Linked DNA regions of Homo sapiens: region 2 is linked to region 1. Evidence: read pairs that join two places in POLR2A ChIA-PET (ENCODE). Cell type or tissue: Caco-2. All regions are shown on one strand. Each heading gives the region's core, and the rest is flanking DNA. Links, peaks and the distances in the headings are about the cores only.

Region 1 (8,164 bases), core at 1,784-6,783:
GTTTTTTTAAAATTTTTTAAACGAAAGAAACTCTTTGCAATTGGAAGGCAAGTGAGGTGGAAGACACATTGAATGGTTGCTATATGCCAGGTCATATCCATGGAAATTTATTTGAATAAGAGAACCATTTGTTTCTTTTAGGTTTATGGTCAAGGTTTAAAAAGAAATGTTTTAAGCTCACCAGGAAGATGCCCATTATTGGTCGTAAGGTAAGTAGAATCTGTGTATGTCATTTTTTCCCCTCTTGATAATCATACCTCTTTCTTTCTATTTACTAAACCTAATATTCTCAAAGTGGAGGGGTGATTTTGTCTCTTACCTCCAGGGGACACTTGGCAGCATTTGGAGACATTTTTGGTGGTCACAGCTTGGATGGAGGGGTGCTCTTGGCATGTAATGGATCGTGTCCAGAAATGCTGCTAAACACTAAACATCCTACAGTGTACAGGGCAGCCCCCCCCCACCCACCAAACACAGAATTATCTGGCTGGAAATGTCAAAATGGCCAAGGTTGAGAACCCTGACTTAACCCTTTCTCCAATGTAACTGGCCAAAGGAGAGATGAGAAGCCTGTTAAGGAAGTAAGAATTTGAGAAAACCTGACTGTATTGTTAGGTGCTTTGGAACAACATGCAGCTGGCTGACTTTAGGTATTTATCTAGGAGTTGGGTGCTTACATGGTTTAGGTCAGGGGTCGGCAAATGTTTTCTATAAAGGGCTAGATATGAAACATTTTGGGCTCTGTAGGCCATATCATTTCTGTTGCAACTCCTCACCTCTGCCCTTGCAGAGGGACAGCAGCAAGAGGTTCAGGAATGAGCCTGGCTATATTCCAGTGAAACTTTCTTTACGAATTCAGGTAGGCCTTTGTTGGTTCCTGGCTGTAGTTTGCTGATCCCAAGTTGCACAGCGCTGTCTCTTGCTGTTTGCAATTTTCTGTATTGTAGTATGTCCCCTTTGTTATGTCCTCTTGGCCCTCATCCATGTTGAGGATAAGGTAGTCACCTCTGTGCGTCTCCCACAGGTTATCCCAGATGAAGATAAACAGGGCAGGCCACTTGGCAAGCTCTAAGGAAGGCATATGAGTCCTTGGAATCTTCATCTCCTCCAGTGCCCTCCCCTGACCCCCCTTTGGTCTTTCCCAACTTTACCTGCCTTTAAGTTTTCTTCTACTTTTGGCTTTCAGTTCCCTTTCCTGGCTATACCAGGGTTTGTTTGCCAACCCCTGACCTAAAGTTGGCCAGTTATCTTTAACCTTTGGCTGAAATCCATTCAGATCGCTGTGCTAACTCTCCCAGAGATAGGTATCTTCAGGTTCATTTCCTGTAGGAGAGTGGGAGCAATAACAGGTGGTGAAGGGAAATGTGAGCATATAGGCTTCTGTTTGCTCTCCAAATTATATTAATCCCTAAAAGTAAATCTAGTCCTTACAGAGTATAAGGGGTGGGGACAGGGAAGGTATTGTAGAAGATGGACTGTAGCACAAAGGAGATTAGGATTTCCCCTTATCTCCTGAATTTTTTTTTCTTCTTTTCGTTCAGTTTTCAGACTTTGAGACAAATAAATGCTAGGGTTCCAGAACCCACTCTTAAACTTAGAAAGTAACAGAATTGGAAGATCCTTAGCTTGCCAAGGACTATCCAATCACTCTCCATTTTTCAGAAACAGATTCTGAGGCTTAGATACAAAAAATTACATGTGTGTATGTGTGTGTGTGTGTGTGTGTGCGCGCGCACGCGTGTGTGTATACCTCTGTCATTTATTCACTTAACACATGCTTATTGAGCCACCTGCTCAGTGTCAAGTACTTTTCTGGGTGCTGGGGATATGGTGGTGAACAAGACCAAATCCTTCCTCTCATGGAACTTACATTTTAATAGGAAAGACAGAAAATAAAGAAGTAAACAAATATGTGGAATTTTATTTTGAAATAAATGCTTTGAAGAAATTAAAATTGGGTAACGTAATACAGGCTTTGAGGCAAGAATTGGGGGTAAGGAAGTACTTGTGCTTTCTAATATACCTCTCTGTCACTTTTTGTCTGTTTTATGGCAATAGCATACTCTATGTATGGAAGCTCAGCTTTCATAGCCTGTTCTGTTGCATGAGTCGCCATTTATGTGAATTAATTTTTTAATTTACAACTTAAAAAATGTCTTCACATCCATAGCATGCCCAGGCATTGCCCAGGAGTGTAGCCTCTGCTCCCTGCCAGTGTGGGCCTCTTAGACTATTGCAGACATGCTCGAAAGGAGTGGCTTTCCCTGTGGTTTCACTGAGGGCCATATCTAAGAAGATCTTCTTGTATTCTAATTATCCTTGGCTAGAGATGAGAAAATCTTAGTGTGGAGTGAGTTCTGGCGTTCTTTAACAAATATATTGCTGAAACAATAGCACTGTGACAAATCGTGACATGTAGCTTCTCTCCCCAAACCTACTACCCAAGAGCCTTTTGCTATAAGCAGCAGCCCCTGCCCTTCTGCCTCCTTACTCTGCTATTTTTTTTCCCTCAGCACTTTTTGTTACCTGTCTTACTATTTTCTGTCTCTCCTGCTGAAAATAAACTTCATGAGGACAGGAGGTTTTTTTTCCTGTGTGCTCCATTGCCTAAGTTTGTTTTGTTCACTATGTGTCCCTGGCCTGCATATTTGTGAATATGCAGTGAATATGAATGTGAATATGTAAGTGAATAAAAGAAAACAGCTCAGAAGCTGTGGCTTTGAGGATGGAAAAGAAGGGAACCATAGTTGATAAACTACCTAGCAGAAAGGACCTTAGTTCCTTTTAATATTTTGGGGTCAGACAGTGCAAGCTGTCGACAGCAGCTTAAGGAGATACATTAGAGTCTTCCTGGCAGTTCTTAGAATGCCTTGTGCTAGTGTTGAATGGGACCTCCAAATTCCTAGTGTGCTGCGTGTATGTCTGTTGAAGGAGCTCATCACTTGCACAAGGACCAGAATCACTTTTACTGCAGCATGGCCAGTTTTCTGGCCACTGTTCCTAGTTATACCTTTGATTCTTTTACACACACACTGTAGCTGCTGCCAAGGCAGGATCAAAGTCCAAATACTGCCCTCAAGGATGTGCTGACTTTAGCAATGCCAACCAAGTGAAGCAGCAGTGATGTCAATGTGGCAGAGAAAAGGGTTATGGGGAAATTGGGTGCAACTTTTTTTTTTTTTTTTTTGAGACAGAGTCTTGCTCTGTTGCCCAGGCTGAATGGAGTACAGTGGTGTGATCTTGGCTCACTGCAACCTCCACCTCCTGGGTTCAAGTGATTCTCATGCCTCAGCCTCCCAAGTAGCTGGGATTACAAATGCCTGCTACCATGCCTGGCTAATTTTTGTATTTTTAGTAGAGATGGGGTTTCACCATGTTGGCCAGGCTGGTCTCGAACTCCTGACCTGTAATGATCTGCCCACCTCGGCTTCCTGAAGAGCTGTGATAATAGGTGTAAGCCACCGCGACCGGCTGAGTGCATCTTGACCTTTAGAGAGAAGCTTCGCTTTTCAAATTTTTAAGAGGCTATTGTACATGCCAGAAAGTAGCTGATCAGTCAGAATATCACCATATATCTTTAGGAAAAATGTTAGTTTAGTTACTTGTGCGGTGCCTAGCATTGAGCAGTTGCTTGACTGTCATAATAATTCTGCTGTCTCTACTGTACTCTTGCATCTGGATAACTTTGTCTTTCTTACCTTTGGAGATTCAAGACAAGTTGAACAAGACCAAGGATGATATTAGCAAGAACATGTCATTCCTGAAAGTGGACAAAGAGTATGTGAAAGCTTTACCCTCCCAGGGTCTGAGCTCATCTGCTGTTTTGGAGAAACTTAAGGAGTACAGCTCTATGGGTATGATGCTTGGCATATACATGCTCTCTACTTCCTTAAAGAGACAGGTTTTGTCATTGTTTAATGTTCACATAGGTTAAGAATAACTCATCATTGGTTAATACATGTTTAGGAGGGCCTACTCTCTGTTTCACAGGTTGAATTTCCTATTTTTAAAATTATGTTTAGATTCATCCTTCATCCATAAAGCAAGCAAATCTCAGAGACAGTGGAACTTGGCTTTTATTTCCTTTTGTAAGCATGAATAAAACAAATATATTTGTGTTTAAGAAGAGAGAATATAAGATATGTAATACAAATGAAATACAGATCCATGTAAAAATGTGAAATCTGCATAAAGGCACAAAAGAAAATAAGTCACTATAATTCCACTATCAAAGATAAACAGATGGTGTCTATCTTTATGCATGTAGCTATAGGTAGAGCTGTCTATATAGTTTACATCTATCTATATATGTATATCTGTCTGTTTCTGAGAATGCTAATAGTGTTTGTCTGTGTGTATACACATGTATGCATGAGCACATATGGGATGGATAAATAGACCAAATAGCTTGGTGCTTAAGAGCGTAACCCTGGAACCAGCCTGGATTCATACCTTGGTTTGCCACTTAAAGTATGCCTTTGGCGAGTTACTTCTGTATGTCACAGTTCCTGTATCTCTACAATGGGGATAGTAATAGTAGTACAGTACTTACCTGAAAAGATGATTATGGGGATTAAATGAGATCATACATGTATAAATGTTTTATAGTGCCTGGCATATAGTAAGGATTCAGTAAATGTTAAACATTATTGCTATTATTAACTCAAACAGATTTATGTTTGTTACTGATTAAGATCATATTACAAGTACTTTTTAAAAAGAAGCTTTTTAGTTTGATATATTTACAGAAAAGTAGCAAAGATGATAGAGATTTCCCTATACCCAGCTTCTCCTGATGTTAACATCCTCTATAACCATGGTACGTTTATCAAAACTAAAAAATTAACATTGGTACAGTGCTATTAACTACACTACAAATTCTATTTCTAGTTCATCAGGGTTTTTTTTTGTTTTGCTATGTTTTGTTTTAAACTAATGTTCTTTTTTCTATTCTAGGAGCCAACCAGGAGCCATGTTGCATTTTGACAAATACCCTTATTTTTTATTTTTTGAGACAGAGTCTCACTGTGTTGCCCAGGCTGGAATGCAGTGGTGTGATCTCAGCTCACTGCAACTTCCACCTTCCAGGCTTAAGCAATTCTCGTGCCTCAGCCTCCCAAGTAGCTGAGATTACAGGCGTGCGGCACCATACCCAGCTAATTTTTTGTGTTTTTAGTAGAGATAAGATTTCACCATGTTGCCCAGGTTGGTCTCGAACTCCTGAACTCAGGTGATCTGCCCACCTTGGCCTCCCAAAGTGCTAGGATTACAGGTGTGAGCCACTGTGCTCGGCCTTGACAAATACCCTTACAATTTCTAAGTGACATGTGTTGAGGTCTTGACATTGAATAGTACAAAATTTGATATAGTCTAGGATGTAGATGAATAAAGCAGTGGTTAGCACTCTAAAACCTGGTGTTAAAGATTTCCATGATTATGAGACCTGGTTGCCGCCATCATATTGCCTTCTCTTTAATGTTTAAGTCACTGTCCATTGCTGTATTCTCTAGCATCAGTAAAAGAACAGGAAATGAAACCAGTTATCTTATTTTTGAAAGGCTGGTGACCACTGGTCTGAAGCTGTGTATAGTACAGAGCAGTGTCCTCTAAGGAAAGAGTGAAAGTCAAACGGGCAGCAAGCCAGAGCTTGGCAGATTGCTGTAAGAATGAGTTTGTCTGTATATTTACCACTTAGTTTTCTGTTCTCAAGAGCTGAAGATCTTTGCTTTGGAGAGCCCTTGGCTCCATGCAGTTTTTAGTTGGTGTGTTTCCGTAATAGCTTTCTCACTACCCACTTTCAATAGGGCACAGCTGCATTGTAGCACAAGGACCTGAGACACCCATATCAACAAATTTGTGGGTAAAATGAAGAATGTCTCGGGGAGAGAGGAAAGTGGAAAGTCAGATCTTATATTCTACTCAGGAACTTTACTTTTCTTTCCACACTGGGATAAAGGAGGTTTATCCCAATGTTGACTGTGTTCCTGATCTTGAATATGCTACAGCGTGTGCTGCTGGAAGCAGGTAACTAGTTTTATGTGGGTTTCCAGGCTTGGCTTAAGGGAGCCGGCGTCTGAGACCGGGGTGCTCATGGTTTATACCTCATTGTGGTTTGTTTGCTGGTTTCATCTCTGATGATAGTGTGCTGAAATTTCACACTTTTCATTTTGCTTTCTTCTGCCAACTCTGCTCATAATAGTTCTCAAAATTCCTAGGACTGGATAGGAAAGGAGAGAAGAAGGAAGCTATTGCAGAAAAAGGCCACTCCAAAGCCATATAGAGAACAAAAAATAAGTATAGACAAAGGCAAATGTTCCTGCTGTTAGAAGGCAGTTGAGGATGAGGACAACATTATTATCAGATTGCCTTTATTGTAGCTAAATGCTATTAATATCTTTTTCACATTGCTGATAATAATGATTTTTCATCTTTATTTTATTGTGCTAACTCTATTGAACTTTTTTCTTGATTTGCTATAAGAATGCTGTTGGGTTTCCACTCAACATTTTTTTCTTTTGTATCCAGAGGAGTTTCTTCCTGTTTCTTCTTTATCAGAACCTGTCTTCCCAGAGATTCTTGCTTACTGACCAGTGACCTTACCTTTCTCTGCAGACGCCTTCTGGCAAGAGGGGAGAGCCTCTGGAACAGTGTACAGTGGGGAGGAGAAGCTCACTGAGCTCCTTGTGAAGGTGAGTGTCCAGTTCTTGAGGGAAGCCTGTGAGGTCTGTGCCAGTTTACATGACCTCCTTTTTTTCCCTTACTTTTGTAATTAGAAAAATTACTTAAGGAAAGCTTATTGGTACAATAAAACCATAAAAGTTTCTCTTCACCCAAACATAGGCGAATATGTATAATATTATCAAAGACATCTTCAGTCTGTAAAATAGTAAAATGTTATTTATGTTTTCAGTCTTTGCAGATGTCCTGTCTAGAAGGCAGATTACTAGGGAAGGTAGTCCTGTCAGATGAGATTTTTGTGGTGAGACAGATTTTGTTTGATAAGAAGAGATAAGATAGGGAAACTCTTTCATAATTTTCTCAAATCATGTGACCCAAGATGAGCAGTGGTCTCATGTATACTTCAAATAATTCTCATTCTTAGCTTCTTCCATTTCTAATCAAATTTATTTTTATTTTATTTTATTATTTTTACAGACAAAGTCTCACTCTGTCACACAGGCTGGAGTGGAGTGGTGTAATCATGGCTCACTTCAGCCTTGACCTCTTTGGCTCAAGTGATCCTCCCACCTCAGCCTCCTGAGTAGTTGGGACTACAGGCGTGCATCATGACACCCAGCTAATTTTTGTATTTTTTTGTTGGAGATGGGGTCTCACTCTGTTGCCCAGGTTGGTCTTCAACTCCCAGCCTCAAGTGATCCTCCTGCCTTGGCCTCTGAAAGTGTTGAGATTACAGCTGTGAACCACTGCACTCGGCCCTCATATTTATTTTTGAAACTCCACTTCATCATATAAAATTGGGGTTGTACTGATGATCTCTAAGGTCTTTGTGTTTGATTATTATAAATATGAAACTGTCCCTTACTAAATAAATATGGCAGGTTTTGCATAAGTTGGTGTAATGCTCTGATCTTCTGTGCTTAAAATCTTTCAGTAGCTTCCCATTATCTACAGGATGAAACTCAGGTTCTTATGCAGCAGAGAATACAAGTTTCTTCATGAGCCAGCTCCCACTTATTTTTTCTTAACTACTTCTCTTCATTTCCCACATAAACACTAATCCTGCCTTTTCTCTTTACTAAATGTGTCATGCTTTTACGTTGTTTTCCTTCCCTTCCATCATTCCTCTTGTTCCAAATGATGATTCCTACTCATCTCTCAAAGTTCCACTCAGCAGACACCTCTAGATCACTCAGGATGTTAGTTGTTCCCTCTTCAGGGTCCCTTAGCACTCTGTACACACACCTGATATTGCAGTCGATAACAACAGCTGCTTTGTGCCAGACACTCTACTAAGTGCTTCACATGCATTATGTTATTTAATTATTGCTAGAACACTAGAAGATAGCTACCATAACAACTTCTGCGTATGAAGAAACAACCTTAGATTATGTGACCTACACAGCTGAAAGTAATAGGCAAAGCTTAGACTTCCTCCTGGGTCGGTTTGGTGTTATAGTCTGCGCTTTTAACCATATTTATACTT
Region 2 (5,000 bases), core at 1-5,000, 430 kb after region 1:
TCAGCAGAGGGGCCTCGTCAGGGTGAGGGACGGGTTTGGGGGAGGGCAGAGGGTTCCAGAGCCAAGCCATCCAGTTGACAGCTGCCGCCTTGCAGTGAATGGCGGCTGGTCCAGCTGGGCAGAGTGGTCACCCTGCTCCAACCGCTGTGGCCGAGGCTGGCAGAAGCGCACCCGGACCTGCACCAACCCCGCTCCACTCAACGGAGGGGCCTTCTGCGAGGGCCAGGCATTCCAGAAGACCGCCTGCACCACCATCTGCCCAGGTAAGGAGCCTTGTCCATGTCCAGCCCCACCCCGAACCCTGTCCCACCTTCTGTTTTGTGTGCCAGAGCCGGGACAGCCATTCTCTCCCCAGCATGGGGAGCAGAAGGTGCTTGTCCCGAGCCCACAGCCGGCTGCCCAGGCTGACTAGATGCTCTGATCTCTGACCCCTTATTCTGCCCTGGGCTGCTGGTGAGATGGAGGCAGAGGCTTTGAGGGTTAGCCCCTTCTCCCTGACCCTCTAGCCTGGGCTCTTCTGCCCTCCAAGCTGAGGGTTCTCAGTGTCAGCATGTCAGCCCCAGGCCAAGGTTTCAGAGCTCCCCGGCCTCAGGGACAGCCTGTTGCTCCTGACTGTTAAGACACACCGTGGCCACAGACCCTATTCATACTGACAGTCCTCCTATTCCTCTCATCCTCTGTGCAGCCCCTCTGCTCCCCTACCCCCGCACATGTGCTGTGTTCTCTCCCTTGGGTTGTATGTTTGTGCCTACGCTGTTTTTCTTTACCCTGGGTTTGTGTCTGTGTGTGTAAATCGTGCACTGGGCTATATCGTGTTGATGACCTTATACATCTATCTGTACCCTCTTTGTCCACCTGCCAGGTGCATCTGGCTGTTCATTGGCATGGGGTTATGTGGATATCATGTGGATTTCTCTGTGTGGCACACATGTGTTCTGGGTTCCTCATTTCCTTCCATGGTGTGTATGCATGCATGTGTGTTGGCACATTGCTCTGTTCTGCACACATAACTATGTGTGCACATGTCTCTGCGTGCACATGCTCCTGTATGCCATGCTCTTACAGTCGATGGGGCGTGGACGGAGTGGAGCAAGTGGTCAGCCTGCAGCACTGAGTGTGCCCACTGGCGTAGCCGCGAGTGCATGGCGCCCCCACCCCAGAACGGAGGCCGTGACTGCAGCGGGACGCTGCTCGACTCTAAGAACTGCACAGATGGGCTGTGCATGCAAAGTGAGTCACAGGGAAGGTGGGGCCCTGGGGGTGGGGACTCTGGAGCCATGTAAGGGTCCCCCAAACCCGGCCCCATGCCTCAGTGCCCAGCCTGCAGCACGGCAGTCCTCAGGGCCTCTGTCCCCCCACCACATCCATCATCTCATCTCATCCTTCCCATTGCCTTCTCTGCCACCCTTTCCCTGTCACCTATGTCATTGTCTTTCCCTTTATTTCCCTTGACAGATAAGAAAACTCTAAGCGACCCCAACAGCCACCGTAAGTCCCATTTCATGGCTGTCCTCTTTCCTCTGGGGGATCCCTGGTTCTCTTTGGCTGGCTTTTCCCGGGATCAGGGTGCAGGGCAGGGAGAGCTGAAGGTGCCTACCCACCCCCCACGGGATCATCTACACCTGACACTGCATGTGTCTGCATCTCCATCACCGGCAGACAGGCAAACCCTTGGCTGACAGAAAAGAAAGGCCTTAGGGCACCCTACTGAGCCTCCTCTCATAAGAGGGGAAACTGAGTCACAGAGAGAGGAAGGGACTTGGCCAGAGACACAGGCAAGAAATAGTAGAGCCAAGATTTGAACCCAAATATTTTTATAGCCAAAGCTGTTGTTCTTAACCATATGCCCTTGGCCCTCCTCTCTGGGCCAAGGCCGGGACATCACCACTCCAGTCCCCCCTCATGCCCCTTGCTGTACCTCTCTGCCCCAGCAGCTGGGCCAAGCCTCCCAAATTGTCTCTGTTGCCCGCTGCCCTGCGTCAGCTCTGGAGGGCTCACCCTCCAGCCCCAGAGGCTGCGCCACCACTGCAATCATATCAGAGCAGCAAAGCCACTTGAGCAGGTTGGCCCATGGTAATTAAACCACAATTTCCAGTTAGTTCTGGAATCATAAAATCAGTGAGGCCCTCGGCCGAGCTCACTGGGGGTCGGGCTGGGGATGATTCAAGTGTAAGTCACCAGGCAAGTGGCCCCAGTGTCAGTGAAGGCATTAGGAGGCAGAGCCAAGCTGGGGGAACCATTTCTCTGCTGAACCAGGAGCCCAGCCCTGAGGGGTCCTCTGGGGAGCCCAAGAGTGAGGGCTGCTGAGGAGAGATACAGGGGGACAGAAGTCGGAAGTGGGCAGACATCCGGGGCTGGGAGCCATGCCCTGCCTTGCTGAAAGCCTTAGGCTGACGCCAAGTGCAGGGTGTGGAGGACTCCAGGCAGAGGAAGCAGGGCTACTTCTCTGAGGGCCCCCCAGGGAGGAAGTGCGTGGACAGGTGCTTCCTGGAGCTCCCAAAGGAAGCAAGGGGAAGAGCAGCCATCTTGGCCGCCATTTTTGCTCTCCCTGAACTGCCCAGTGTGAAAGCCGTTCAAACTTATACTTAGCTTAATTAAAATTAAATAAATTTTTAAATTCAGTTCCTCAGCGGTACTGGCTACATTTGAGTTGTTCAGGAGCCATATGTGACTAGTGGCTGCATACGGGACAGTGCAGCCATAGGATTTTCTACCACTGTAGAAAGCTCCACCAGACAACCCTACTTCAGACCCTGCCACTTTGACCTTGAGGCTTCCCGCCTGGCCATGTTTGCCTGGGGGAGGAAAGTGTAGCCGTGGGTTGCCTCCCTGGGCCCATCCTTCTTCCCACATGCTCACCTCTTCTCCACCGCATTGTTGTGCATCTCATTCCACTTCTTCAGCTCCCCGTCCCTCCACTTCCCACCCTCAGAGCATGGAATGGAAGAAGAGTTCAGAACAGCTACTTACAAAGATAACAGAGCCAGAAGACCTTATCTACATACAAAGATAACAGAGCCAGGACCTTTGGTCCTCTGGAAATTGCTACAGACTCAGAGGTTTCAGCCCCAGCACTCACAGGGCAAATTATGTAGCCCCAGTGACTCTGAGCCACAGACCCTGTCTCATCAGCAGCAAGCAATGAATTAACACATGGCATGAACATGTTTGTTCTTTTGTTTCTCATGCCACAACTAGGAGGGCAGTAAGGCAGGGACTTCGAGCCCATTTTACCGATAGAGAGGTTCAAGGCTAGCCCGAGGTTGCCAGCCTGTGTAGGCAGGGCTCAGACTGGAACTCAGCACCGGGCCGGTTGGCCCTGGGCCCTGCCCTTTCCAGGGACCCAGGGCCTCCCTGATTGCCCCAGGGCCTGGTCTCTGCTGCCCCTTATGTGGTCCTCCTGTCCCCGCAGTGCTGGAGGCCTCAGGGGATGCGGCGCTGTATGCGGGGCTCGTGGTGGCCATCTTCGTGGTCGTGGCAATCCTCATGGCGGTGGGGGTGGTGGTGTACCGCCGCAACTGCCGTGACTTCGACACAGACATCACTGACTCATCTGCTGCCCTGACTGGTGGTTTCCACCCCGTCAACTTTAAGACGGCAAGGCCCAGTAAGAACCCGAGGATGTCTGGGGTGGTTGGCAGAGGCAGGATACCCAGAGGGCTCTGGTGGTACCCAGACCAGAGCCAGGCTCCTGACTCCCTCCCAGGGTTTTTCCAGAGTTTGCTCTAGAGATAACTATGTGGATGGGTATGGATTAGAGAACTACCGAGAAGGAAGGGAGTGACCCAGGCTGCGGGATTCCCAAAGCTTCCTGCAGCTGGCAGCAATTGGGCCTTTCACAGCTGGACATTTGGGTGGGATTTTGCAGTGGGAGCTGGGCCAGTGAGCTGAGGCACAGCTGGGTCTGACTATAGCCCCTACTCCTGCAGGCAACCCGCAGCTCCTACACCCCTCTGTGCCTCCTGACCTGACAGCCAGCGCCGGCATCTACCGCGGACCCGTGTATGCCCTGCAGGACTCCACCGACAAAATCCCCATGACCAACTCTCCTCTGCTGGACCCCTTACCCAGCCTTAAGGTCAAGGTCTACAGCTCCAGCACCACGGGCTCTGGGCCAGGCCTGGCAGATGGGGCTGACCTGCTGGGGGTCTTGCCGCCTGGCACATACCCTAGCGATTTCGCCCGGGACACCCACTTCCTGCACCTGCGCAGCGCCAGCCTCGGTTCCCAGCAGCTCTTGGGCCTGCCCCGAGACCCAGGGAGCAGCGTCAGCGGCACCTTTGGCTGCCTGGGTGGGAGGCTCAGCATCCCCGGCACAGGTGAGCCCCTGCCCTGCTTGTGCGTCAGCCTGGCCTTAGCACCTCCTCTGTGGACTGCCCCAACACCCATCCAGCAGAAGATAGGGCTGCCCTAATCCCATCTCACAGATGGGGAAAGGGAGGCCTGAAGGCAGGAAGTGAGTATAAAATAGAGAGGTCTGACTAGAAAAGCTAGGCTTCAAGCCTGCCTATGCCCTCACTAGGGCAGAGGAACCTTGGGCCAGCCATCTTCTAAGCTTCAGTGTCTCTGTTGTGTGAGAGAGAATATTCCAACGTAGTTCAGCAGACCTACAAAGCACTGTCCTGGAACTAGCAGCAGAGGGACAGGGGCGCCTGTTTTAGTTTGCAAAGCCAGCAATTAACAGCTTCCCAGCATCATATACTAAGCTAGGAGTAGAGCTGGCACTTGGACCTCCAGACACCATAGCAATGTCAGAGACCCCTGTCTTCCTAGACAAGCCAGCACTGGTCAGTGGCCTGGCCTCTGCTTGCATCCAGTCCCCAGACCCTGTCTCCCACCCCTGGCTGGGGACTACCTGGAGCTCAGGAGATATCTTTCTCTCCCAGCCCCAAGCTGGGGCCAACTTCCCAAACACTTGTTCTCCTAAGCTCCTGGACTCCCTGCTGACTTCCCTCTCCCCCTAGGGGTCAGCTTGCTGGTGCCCAATGGAGCCATTCCCC

Evidence for each region. ChIA-PET counts read pairs that join two places held together with the same protein. Peaks named below come from ENCODE experiments on the same cell type or tissue, not always from the same donor. Only the 100,000 strongest peaks of a DNase experiment are listed, where the experiment ranks them.
Region 2: POLR2A ChIA-PET joins it to region 1 with 6 read pairs; 3 of 35 experiments call an interaction of 5 or more read pairs at or near these places.

Annotation. Positions count from the first base shown.
Region 1 is chr10:70,851,002-70,859,165 of GRCh38, forward strand. SGPL1 (sphingosine-1-phosphate lyase 1) reads left to right here. Exons shown (of 15, transcript NM_003901.4): 4 at 142-209; 5 at 3,707-3,854; 6 at 6,613-6,689. Among named protein-coding and RNA genes, the nearest start is that of PCBD1, 33 kb to the right of the region's middle. In Caco-2, for the core only: no CTCF peak of the experiment used is centred there; no DNase peak of the experiment used is centred there.
Region 2 is chr10:71,287,503-71,292,502 of GRCh38, forward strand. UNC5B (unc-5 netrin receptor B) reads left to right here. Exons shown (of 17, transcript NM_170744.5): 6 at 96-263; 7 at 1,066-1,230; 8 at 1,456-1,488; 9 at 3,413-3,607; 10 at 3,930-4,319; 11 at 4,965-5,000. Among named protein-coding and RNA genes, the nearest start is that of SLC29A3, 29 kb to the right of the region's middle. In Caco-2, for the core only: no CTCF peak of the experiment used is centred there; a DNase peak (open chromatin) is centred at 3,038.